3 separate regions of the Homo sapiens genome follow, and regions 2 and 3 are each linked to region 1. Evidence: chromatin contacts called from ENCODE Hi-C or POLR2A ChIA-PET data. All regions are on one chromosome and are shown on one strand. The core of a region is the stretch at or near the end of the contact, and the rest is flanking DNA. Distances in the headings are between cores, read along the strand shown. Region 1 holds the start of TFG (trafficking from ER to golgi regulator). Region 2 holds the start of CPOX (coproporphyrinogen oxidase). Region 3 has its middle 24 kb from the start of GPR15.

Region 1 (3,676 bases), core at 340-2,839:
TCTGCCGTGTTTACCTGCAAATTCACTTTTTGTGTTTCCTATTGACTGTAAACATCTTGTGGCCAGGAACCAGTGCTTCTTTCCTAAAGCTGTCGTTTGCTCTTGCAGTCATCTCCCCAGAGTAAACACAAAAGTATCTCAAAAGTAAGTGTGCAACAAAACTTTCCCTTCAAGGGGAAATCCCAACCCAACATTACTTCACATACAGAATTCTGGTACTCATTTTCTCTTCCAAAGTAGAGACTGGTATTAACTAGTTCCTAGAACTGCCAGTAGGAGCCCTACGACAAGCTCTTCTCCCATCTTGTCCTTGCCCCGCCCCCTCTGAAGTCCAGAAATGACTCGGCTTCTAACTTGTATAATATAACCCTCTACCAGGTACACTTTTCTCAGCACTGGGAATAATCTGACACGCCCAAGGTCATATAAAAAGCCTGCCTCCTGAACCAGGTTCTAGGTTCGGCGGACAAACTTCTGGTTCTACTACCTCTAAGGGTAAGACCCTGCTCAATTTCAGAGGCTGTGGCTTAAGCACCTCCTGAGGGGAGCAGTTTCCTTCAAGAAATACTAAGCCAAGTCAACCTGTAATTATTCTAAAGAATGCCAAGAGGCCTCAAACCCTGCCTCAAAGGCAGTGCAGCAAGACGGTAAAGATTCTCACTACTAGCTATGTGATCTTAAGTCCTCCAAGGCTCACTTTCATCACATTCGAAATGAAAACAACCATATCTGAATTTGGAGGAATCCTTGTGATGATTAAATGAGACAGTGCATCCAAAATACTTACTGTAGTGTCCAGCAAAGCAAACTCTTAAAGTTAGCTAGAATCATCACTATAAACCAGGCTGGGCCTCCAGCCGGCGCTTGATTAAGCGCTGACTTAGCCAAGGAACTAGGCTCCGATTCTATGACCCCAATCAACTTATTCCCGTAGGCGCCACTCCACACCCTTCCGAGCTCCTTCGGGTATTGGGCGCCGGCCGCCCCAAACCTCCCAAAGCCCCTCTCCTCTCAATCCAAACGCTTGGAGGCAGGCTGCACCAAGGCATTAGCTGGCGCACTCCCCTCCCGGAGCCCCCCAGGCGCGCCTCCTGGCCACCGCAGCCAGGGGTTGCCTCTCTCCCCTCCCCCTCCGCGACCTCCCTTCCCCTCCCCCCATGCAAGGCCCCGCCCGCCCTCCCCCCCGGCCTCGTCCTCCCTCCCACCCCCTCCTCCCTCCCACCCCCTCCTCCCTCCAGCCCCTTCCCACAGTGCCTCCGACCCCAGCTGCCGCGCGGTTCGAACGAGGCCCTCCCAGCGCCTCCTAGTCTCCCGGCCTCCTCGGACAGAGCGCCCGCAACCCCCGTCTCCAGTGGCCATACCGGCTTGCGGAGGCCGCGGCCGCCGCCTCTCCGCAGGTCTCCGCTGAATGGGCGGACGCGAGGCCACTGGACTGGGGCGTCGCGGGGAGGCGGTGGTCACGGCCCCCTCGGTTGCCCTTCGCGACCGCCGCACCTCGCTCGCAGGCTCGCGCGGGCCCCGGCCAATCGCGCTGACCCAACAAGCCTAGCGAGAACTTGGGCTCTGTACGTGGCAGGTGGGGGAAGAACAGAGGCGGGAGCAAGAAAAAAAAAAATGTCCTTTCGCCCCTCCTTATTGCGCGTGGACATACCCAGGACGCATGCGCGACGGCGCGAGGCGCAGGGCTGGCTGGGTCCCGGCTGCCTAGGCCGAAGAGTCCCTGCTTTCTCACTGGATGACGGGATTTAGGAAGCGTGAGCTGCCCCGATGCACGCATGCGCGGGGCGTGACCACGCACTTCCGGTTTTCTCGAAAGCGGGTATTTCCGTTTCTCGCCAATGGGCGGGGCGTAGTGCGCTGTTCTAAACTTTTTGAGAGTTGGTTGCAGTAGACGTCTGTCCAACTTTAAGTGGTTTTTGTCGTTATTGTTGACCATTGTAGTAACAGCTGAAAAAGAAAAAACCTTTTCTTCTATAAATCCATTCATTCATTATTGGGAGCCTATGCTTTGCCAAGCCCGGTTCTAGGAATGGGGGTGAATCATTTTGTGAGCAAGGAGTTTCCAATTAAGCAGGGAAGACCTACAGCGTTTATGAGCAAGGAAAATCTGTAACTGTGTAAAGGACAAAAGCTGGGAAATTAAGGCTAAAGATTCCTGAGTGATTTTTAGAGGATAAGGCATTTGAGTGTGTCCTACGTACTCTTCCCTTCTCCCTTACCTGTTCAAATAGAAATACAGTATGAGTAAGTAGGAATTTATAGCCAAGGGGTGGAAGTCGGTCAGTGGATGGAAAATTACTAAGAGGAAATATCAGGGGCAAGGGAGATTCTGGCTAAACCAACACAACAGGATTCTAGACGAAGATAGGCCAGGATAGCAGACATCACCTGGGGGTGGTGGAGGATGAGGAACCCCATCAAGGGTGAGGGATTCTCACTACACTGCCTTAACAAGGTTCTTTGCTGAAACTGAGTTTTACAAGAAGATGCACAGATGGTCCTAGGAGAAGGCCCAGGAGCCCGAAGTTTGGCCAAACGGAGAATGTTTGTCACTTCTAAGGTGGAGACTAAGCTGATAAATAAAGCATTTAGACCCTACCTGGTCTCCAGTTGTTTACCAGTTATAAAAGAAAAACTTAAGCTGAATTAAATTTAAAGGAGTTTAATTGAGCAGTGAACGATTTCACGAATTGGGCAGCCCCCAGAATCACAGCAGATTAAGAGACTCCAGCAGAGCCACGTGGTGGAAGATTTATAGACAAAAAAAGGGAAATGAGGTACAGAAATTGGCAGTGAAGTACAGAAACAGCTGGATTGGTTACAGGTTGGCGTTGGCCTTATTTGAACACTTAGCAGTCTATGAGTGATTGAAGTGTGGCGGCTGGAATTGGCCAAGACTCGCTTATTGTAAGAGACGCATACTTCTAAGTTAGGTTTTCAATCTTGTCTGTTAAGCTAGGTTACAGTTCATCCACAAGGATTCAAGTATAGATGTATGGAGTCCTTCTCAGGCCATATTTAGTTTGCTTTAACACCAGATACTCCTAAAGGACCTGGAGTAAATTCTGGTGTTTCAGGGTGAGAAGCTACGTTCTTTTACAACCATAAGTAGTGTGATCTTTTTCAGTTATAAGTCTCTGAAACTTCTGTTTGAGAGTGAAATAATGTAAGTTTACACTGTTCACTTCTGATTTGTATTTTCCAACAGTTGTATTGACCTTTGAGCAATTGTTTGCAGGGATAAGGGAGTGGAGTACTGCAGAAGAAATGAAAAACAGTTCCTAATTGCTCTCCAAAGAATGTTATTCATTGCTTATTTTTTAAAACTGAATAATACAGATTTGGGGAGATGCACTGCTGTCAGATAATAGTATTATGATGTCATTAAGATGGTTTGGGATGGGGTAAAACCACAACCATATGGCAAAGGTAAAATATTCCCTGAAGGAAGTGAATTATACTACTGTTATAGTAGTATATTTAAACTAAAAAGAGGTCAGATCCTGAGGCAGGAGATAAGGAGGTGAACCTTGGCCTATTATAAGGTGAAAAGAGTATCTGCTGAGGATCCCCAGTGAGGGGGCACTCAAGAGTCCTGCTACTGAGGAGAAATAAGCTGGTCCCTGTTACACTGTGGTCATCTGTACGCTAGGAAGAGAGGCACCCATAAGCTGGC
Region 2 (3,617 bases), core at 1,048-3,547, 2.1 Mb after region 1:
ATCTTTGCAATAGGGTCACATAAAAAATAGTTGGAAAGCAATGCAAGAAACTAAGCTAAAAAACAGACAAGAACTTCTACTTTACACTTTACTTTCTACAACTTATTAGAAACTTTTTATTTGTCCCAACTAGTTTTCTGATGTAAGAAATTACTTAGATAGGTGATGTCTTTTTTTCTTCCCCCATACCGACAAATACAACTTAAATATAAGTATCCCACTTGGGAACAATTTGAACCTCCAGAAAGGTGATTTAAACTCACACTAACAAAGTTATTGAAGCCTTTCTTAAGCATTGAATAACAGTTTGCCAGTAGGGAGGGTGCTAGGAACCAGAGGAAGAAAGGAGTGAGGCCCTTCGTATAGAGAGGCTAAGGATGAGAGGGATGGAAACCTGGAATCTAGTATGCAATTTGCTCAGGATCAGCCTTTGTGACCGGGCAAATGTTCAAAACAGTCTGTTCTTACTTAGCTTTAACTAACTTTATGGGCTTTACTAACTTTATGGGTATTTTTAGCAGAATTAGAGCAATAATGAGGGGGTTTCTTACAAATAAACGTACCAGGGAGGTTCCTTTTCATTTGATGAGGTTCATTTATCATCACCAGGCCCAGCCCAACCCCATCACAGGCATCCAGTAGAGGCCATCAACCCTTCCTACAATGACAATTCTTATTTCCCTTCCTCCACTTCTAACTTGGCCTCCTGGCAGGTTGCACTATGACCAAAAGCTAATTGTTTTTCTTCCCTAAAAGTCGCTTAGTCACTTCTCAATCCAAGCCTTTACTTTTCACAGATTCTCAGTGGTGAGGCTTCGGCAAGCACACCCACCTTGCTAACATCATGTCCCAGTGAGAGCTGCCAGGTACAGTTGTGTGTGGACAAGATGCCAATTGATCTGACTCAAAAGCCATTGAAGTTCCATCAGTGCATCCTGCCACAAAGAAAACACTTGTGGGAAAAGCTACCAGTGGCTTAAATTATTATCTACTACTAGAAATTAAAATCATCCCGGAGACTTATGGGACAAATTAGCCCATGACAATAGTTCTCACACTTTTACGTCCAGGAACCATGGAGCTGTGGTATGGTTACAGGGGAGACAAAGACCTGCCTGTCAAATCTATTAGCTTCTTTCCTCATTTCTTTAAAGGGTGGGGGAAGGGAGACAGAGTAGGAGGAAGTGTGGATATTTGCCTTGCCTAGTTTGTAGCAGTTGTTGTAAGTATTAAACGTGAGCAATATTTGGGAGCACCCTACAGTAGTAGAATAACTATTTTTTAAATTCTTATTTGTTAATCACCAAAACACACCAAGTCAGGAATTTTCTACTGGTTAACCAAAACAGTCACGTTGCTTTTCCTTTTTCTAAAATAATCAAGTAGGCACTATAGAAGCAAGGCCTGGGGAAACCTTTTTTTTTTTTTTTTTTTTCTGAGACAGAGTCTCACTCTGTCACCCAGGCTGGAGTGCAGTGGTGCGATCTCGGCTCACTACAACCTCTGCCTCCCGGGTTCAAGCGATTCTCCTGCCTCAGCCTCCCGAGTAGCTGAGCCTACAGGTGCACGCCGCCACGCCCGGCTATTTTTTTGTAGTTTTAGTAGAGACAGGGTTTCACCATGTTGGCTGGTCTCGAACTCCTGACCTCATGTGATCCAACCGCCTCGGCTTTCCAAAATGCTAGCATTACAGGCTTGAGCCACCGCGCCCGGCCCCAGCCTGGGGAAATCTTAAGGACAGAACTGTGATGTGGACTCGATCACAGAAAGTCTTCTCCTCGACTCTCTTCCGAGTCCATTACTAGCTTCTCCCACTCTCTTTAGAAAACCATCCTTCAGCAAAGAGTTTCCCAGCCTGCCCATCCCCTCTAAAAACTCTAGAGGACCAGGACCCAGGGCGAAGGGCGGGTCTATACAGATCCTGAGCCAGGCTCTGTATTCGCAAATCCTGTTTGAAAATGTAAGCGGGACTGGGATCTCTGCCACATTTCCGCCCCAGTCCGCCCTCAGCCTCCCAGCCCTACTCTATCTTCTCTCCTTGGCTGAGTAAACAGCCGACCCGAGGTTGTACGTGACAAGAAAGCCTCTTTTATCTCTCCCGTCCCTTCCACAGCACCGTCCCCGCCCCACTCTCTTCCCTTCGGACCAGCCCTTCTGGGCGCGTCGGATTCTTATCTCCCGCCCCGCGCAGGGACGCCGCAGGCGGCGATAGGATCCGGACTACAGCTCCCAGCGCGCCCCAGTTCCCGCCCCCGCCTCCGGAGCCCGACGCTGCAGCGGCTCTTCTCGAAAGGTTCTTTCCGCCTGTGCAGCTCGCCGGCTCAATACTCCGGGGGTCTGGGTGGGGGGCTCAAACGCAGGGCTCTGGGACGCAGGCACTGCTCCAGGTGATAGTGCGGGAACATGGCCTTGCAGCTGGGCAGGCTGAGCTCGGGCCCCTGCTGGCTCGTGGCGCGGGGCGGCTGCGGAGGGCCCCGCGCCTGGTCCCAGTGCGGCGGCGGAGGGCTCCGAGCCTGGTCCCAGCGCAGCGCAGCCGGACGCGTCTGCCGGCCCCCTGGCCCGGCTGGCACGGAGCAGAGCCGCGGGCTGGGGCACGGCTCGACGTCGAGAGGCGGCCCCTGGGTGGGGACAGGGCTGGCCGCGGCGCTGGCGGGGTTGGTGGGGCTGGCCACCGCCGCCTTCGGGCATGTGCAGCGGGCGGAGATGTTGCCTAAGACCTCGGGGACGCGGGCCACTTCGCTGGGGAGGCCGGAGGAGGAGGAGGATGAGCTGGCCCACCGCTGCAGCAGCTTCATGGCCCCGCCTGTGACCGACCTGGGCGAGCTGCGAAGGAGGCCGGGCGACATGAAGACCAAGATGGAGCTGCTGATTCTGGAGACCCAGGCCCAGGTGTGCCAGGCTCTGGCACAGGTAGACGGGGGCGCCAACTTTTCTGTGGACCGGTGGGAGAGGAAGGAAGGTAAGGAGGCCGGCCCCTGGCGGGAGTTGGAGACAGGGAAAAAGGGTCAGGTTCCAGGTTGCAGACAGAAAATATAATAGTTCACAATATGGGATGGGGTAGGTAGGGGGTACCCACAGAGAGGCCGCTTGGTTAGAGGCCGCTGATAAAAAGATGGACACGAAAGGGTCACTAGCCCTCTGCTTGCAGGTATGGACCCGGATCAGCTGTCACTGTAGTACTGCATTTCAAAATCTTTGCAATTCCGTAGCAGCATTTTTTTGTAGAACTCTTAAGGGGTATTTGCAGCTAACAAGCTTAGATGTCCAAAGTTCGTTACTGAACATAAATTTCAATAGATTATGGAACACATTTTCTCTCCTTCTCTGGGTGAATTTGCCCTTTTTCCTCTTTAGGAGATGGAAAGAACTCATCTCCTGTGCGCTAAGTGTCGGCTAAACTCCTCCAGCCAGGATGTCATTGTGTCAGAATCTTCCCACTTCTTTTTACTGTTACACAAGATATATTTGATTCGTTTCTCAGTAGCACTACCAAATGCACGCATCAGATTTCCTGCTAGGAAAATCTTCTCTTCCAATATCAAAATACTTGAGCATCAAAACCCAGTTCTCGTAGAGGCGTACATTCATGACCATGTTGTTGCCCATACAGTGAAACC
Region 3 (3,722 bases), core at 517-3,016, 2.2 Mb after region 1:
CTGAGTCTTTATCAAGACGGGAGGATGGGTGGGGAAGAGAAAGATGTGTCTCTAATTCACTTACAAAGTTGCAGTTTCTCCTTAGATCTTCAATTCTCCCACCCACATAATCCCACATATTTTAAGTACTAAATGCCCTCATCTTCTGTATTTCTGTTTGTTCAAATTTTCTTTTTTTTTCCTACCGTTAAAAACTCATCTCAGAGTAAAAAAATGAGTGGTTGTGGGGAGTAGGGGGGATTAATAGGTGGCACACAAAGGATTTTTAGGGCAGTGAAACTACTCTGTATGATACTGTAATGGTGGATGTATGTCATTACGCATTTGTCCCAATCCATAGAATATACAACACCAGGAGTGAGCCCTAATGTAAACTAACAACTTTGGGTTATTACAATGTGTCACAAAAAAACCTCATCTCATATCCTTTGTCATATTAAGGTGCAAATAACTGATGAAAAATTCAAGTGCTACAAGGAAGCTGTGTAGCTGACAGGCTAAAGCTCCAGTTCAGCTTGCAAGTGGGTGTGAGAGTCTACGGCAGCTCACAACCTTCCCATGAATCATAAGAGGATGGGAGTGGAGATGAGAGGTGAGAGGCAAAACTGAAAGAGGAGAGGATTTGATTTGAAGGCACAAGATTTGGGTTCTGGTGGTGGCTCTATCACTTCCTGGATGAGTGATCTTGAGAATTCCCTGAAACTCGTTTTTCTCACCTGAGTAACAAGCTTAAGAATAGCACATTCTATCTGTGCTTTAATGAGGATAAATTGAGATAATATATGAGGACATGCTTCACTAATTGTAGTTATACAAAAATGCTGGTTATTGGTCACAAAAAAGGCAGATGTGCTTTTGAAACATTCAGACTACGGTTTGACAATGGGGCCAGTCTGCCTGTATTCCATCATTTTTACTCTCCTTTTCTATTAACTCCATGTGTCCACTTTCTCATCCTAAAATTGGAATAAAAATATTTACTCTCCTGGTTGCTTAAAGGATTGAAATAGAAATGCATGTAAAGTAGAAAAGTATCTGTCTCTCCCCGTCTCTACTCCAGTAAGTGATCAACCAAAGTTGTTGCAATTTCCTTCCAAAATCCACAGGCAATGACATTAATCTGTGTTATGCTCAATCAAAAGGCATGCCCCAGTGACCCAGAAAAGAAGAAACCTGTGACATTCCCATTATTTCCCACAGGGCACTGATCACTTTCTACTTCTCCTAGCTCACCGTGTCCATCACTCATTCCTCAACCCTTTGGGTGGGAATGAGGCATTTGCCCCTACCAGTCTATTAAAATTGCACCTAAATTTACCTTAGAGGAAGTAAATTATAAAGAGCTCTTTGGACTGTTAAAAGTGAAGTGATGTATTTAGAAAGCGAGAGAATTTAAAAATACAGAACCATGATCAATTCTGTTTTAACTTGCAGTATATAGTTGAGAGCATGGTGTACAGGTGGGAACTGGAAAAACTGATTATTTGTTACAGTTGTTATATTTCTGAAAAAGGTGTTTATTCTTGTTTTCTTCACATCTGTTTCCAGTTGCCACTTGTCTTCTTGGGTGGAAATAACTTCTTTTCTATGAACTGGCAGAGTTTCTCTGGGTGTGGGGAGGTTCTGAACTTTGCGTGAGAGTGCTCTCCTTAGTTCAGTAATGAGATCAGTCACCAAGTCACCCCTTTGCTCTCTGGTGATGGCTGCCACCTCTTGCTTTCATGAGAAATGATAAAGCAAATGAGTCAGTGCCTAGGACCCTTCAAGAATGGCACGCGATGCTCAGCTAACCTCAAACCTTAGCTCTAGCTAAGGAGGTTTCAAAAAAAAGCCTTTGAGAAACTCTCCTTCCAGAAATACAGGCATGCATCTGGCTTCCTTCTCTTTTTCTCTATTGGCCTTTTATTTGGCGTTCTGGATTTCATTTAACTTTTTAAAAACACTGAAGTATGATTTTTAGTTTGAATAAAAAAGCAGTGATGTAGTAACCTGTGATCTTCCCCTTTAAGGTAAGATTCTGCAAAATTTTATGAAAAGACAATGTAGTTTTGCATAGTAGATGAGGGCAGAAATGTTTACTTTCCTAATTACCAGTTACCTCCTGGTCAACAAGTACAATCTGAGATCTTTTTGCTTACGTAGCGCTGTCAATTTCCTTTTTTCACCTGAGATAATCTTTTGTTTCGATAACTGTTTTCATAACCCATGCCGTGTTTTTTCCTCTGTTGTTTTTCTTTTTCTTTTTCTTTCTTTTTTTTTTTTTCAGACGGAGTTTCGCTTTTGTTGCCCAGGCTGGAGTGCAATGGCGCCATCTCGGCTCACCGCAACCTCCGCCTCCTGGGTTCAAGCGATTCCCCTGCCTCAGCCTCCCGAGTAGCTGGGGTTACAGGCATGTGCCGCCATGCCCTGCTAATTTTGTATTTTTAGTAGAGACGGGGTTTCTCCATGTTTGTCAGGCTGATCTCAAACTCTCGACCTTAGGTGATCCGCCCGCTTCAGCCTCCCAAAGTGCTGGGATTACAGGCGTGAGTCACCACGCCTGGCCCCGTTTTTCTATTTTTTAAACTACAGTAATTCTCTTTGATTTAAATATTTGTAAAGATATGTACAATAAAACTATTCTTAAATCATAGGGGAAAACAAAATATGGAGCAATAGAGCAATTCTAAATGAAATGCAAGCCTAAACTACTTTTTTAACAAGCTTTGTAAATAATCACTTGTTTGCAAAGGAGGTGGTGATTCATGTGAGAGGAGTAGAAAGAAAGATTTTGGTCCCTTTGAAATTTTATTATTGTTCTTCTAAGTACATCGTCTAGAAAGAAAGCAAACCAATAGCGTTTTGGAATTGTTTAGTCACTAATTGTATTCCATGAGCATTCTTTCTGGTTCACTGGAATTCAGTGTATAAGTCTGGGGACAAAGTGAAGCTCTGAAGTTATGAGCTTTGGACAGCAGGATGGCGAATTAAGGTGGTGGAAAAGGAAACTTTGATGTTGGAGAAACTGGTGTAGCTCAGAACGTAGAACAGAAAAAGCCAACTATTTGGCCAAAGTATCCATCTTTTAAAGAGATACAGTTTTAATCAAGTGAACAGGTAGGACTTCAGTCTGGGTGTTTATTTTTGTCTATTTATACAAATTCTTTATCACTCAGATCAAAGAGTTTGCATTAGGTAGTATTATGTTTCTATATTTTCTTAAATCAATATACACAATGAATTGTTATTAGATCATAAGAAATGCCAAACTGGATCAGATTTACAATTCATCCACCCAAATCCTACCTGTTTTAGACCAATCCAGGGATATTATGTATGGCGACCTGGTGGTTACTCTCCAGACAATTTTTAAAGTCTAGGATGAGCCTATATACAATGCCTAAAACAGTATCTGGCAAGTGTTTGGCTTGGTAATGGTTGATGTTTGTTGAACAAATGAGTGAAAGATAAAAATCTACCATCATGCAATTATCTACATTCTCCTGAAGCTAATCTTTTGTGTTATGTATCGTGTATGACAAGTCTTTTGTTCTAAGTGTATTACATTGTCTTTTTTCCCTTTTTTCTTTCCTTTCGTTAAAGTGTATTTACATTGTCTTAAAAATTACTTATCTTAAGCATCAAGAGAGTTCTTTTCCAACTTTAGTGTTACAGAATTTGATTTGATTAGTCTTAAAGCATTAGACAAGGAGGGAATGATGTACCCCCTCATTTGATGTGCT

The links. Hi-C counts contacts between places; a loop is a spot of excess contacts on that map. ChIA-PET counts read pairs that join two places held with the same protein, here RNA polymerase II (POLR2A). Pooled maps may share reads with other maps.
Region 2: a map of CD8-positive, alpha-beta T cell shows a loop between it and region 1 (9-fold over the local background). The contact joins the promoter of CPOX here to the promoter of TFG in region 1. A Hi-C loop is called at or near these places in 4 of 168 maps with a recorded cell type or tissue (CD4-positive, alpha-beta T cell, CD8-positive, alpha-beta T cell and naive thymus-derived CD4-positive, alpha-beta T cell) and 11 of 50 pooled maps. POLR2A ChIA-PET finds 5 or more read pairs at or near these places in 1 of 52 experiments (T-cell).
Region 3: a map with no recorded cell type shows a loop between it and region 1 (10-fold over the local background). The contact joins the enhancer-like site here to the promoter of TFG in region 1. A Hi-C loop is called at or near these places in 1 of 37 single-sample maps with no recorded cell type and 2 of 50 pooled maps. POLR2A ChIA-PET finds 5 or more read pairs at or near these places in 1 of 52 experiments (T-cell).

Annotation. Positions count from the first base shown.
Region 1 is chr3:100,707,407-100,711,082 of GRCh38, reverse strand. TFG (trafficking from ER to golgi regulator) reads right to left here and starts at 1,589. Exons shown (of 8, transcript NM_006070.6): 1 at 1,362-1,589. RefSeq lists enhancers at 239-1,129, 1,130-2,021 and a silencer at 1,263-1,492.
Region 2 is chr3:98,592,291-98,595,907 of GRCh38, reverse strand. CPOX (coproporphyrinogen oxidase) reads left to right here and starts at 2,297. Exons shown (of 7, transcript NM_000097.7): 1 at 2,297-2,959. The coding sequence starts at 2,404. RefSeq lists an enhancer at 1,759-1,808 and a silencer at 2,309-2,758.
Region 3 is chr3:98,554,400-98,558,121 of GRCh38, reverse strand. No RefSeq gene overlaps it. Among named protein-coding and RNA genes, the nearest start is that of GPR15, 24 kb to the right of the region's middle. RefSeq lists enhancers at 1,559-1,638, 1,769-2,088, 1,140-2,339. Within about 2 kb of position 1,766, at least 6 of the 41 ENCODE cell types and tissues checked have a DNase peak (open chromatin) inside an H3K27ac peak, as active enhancers do.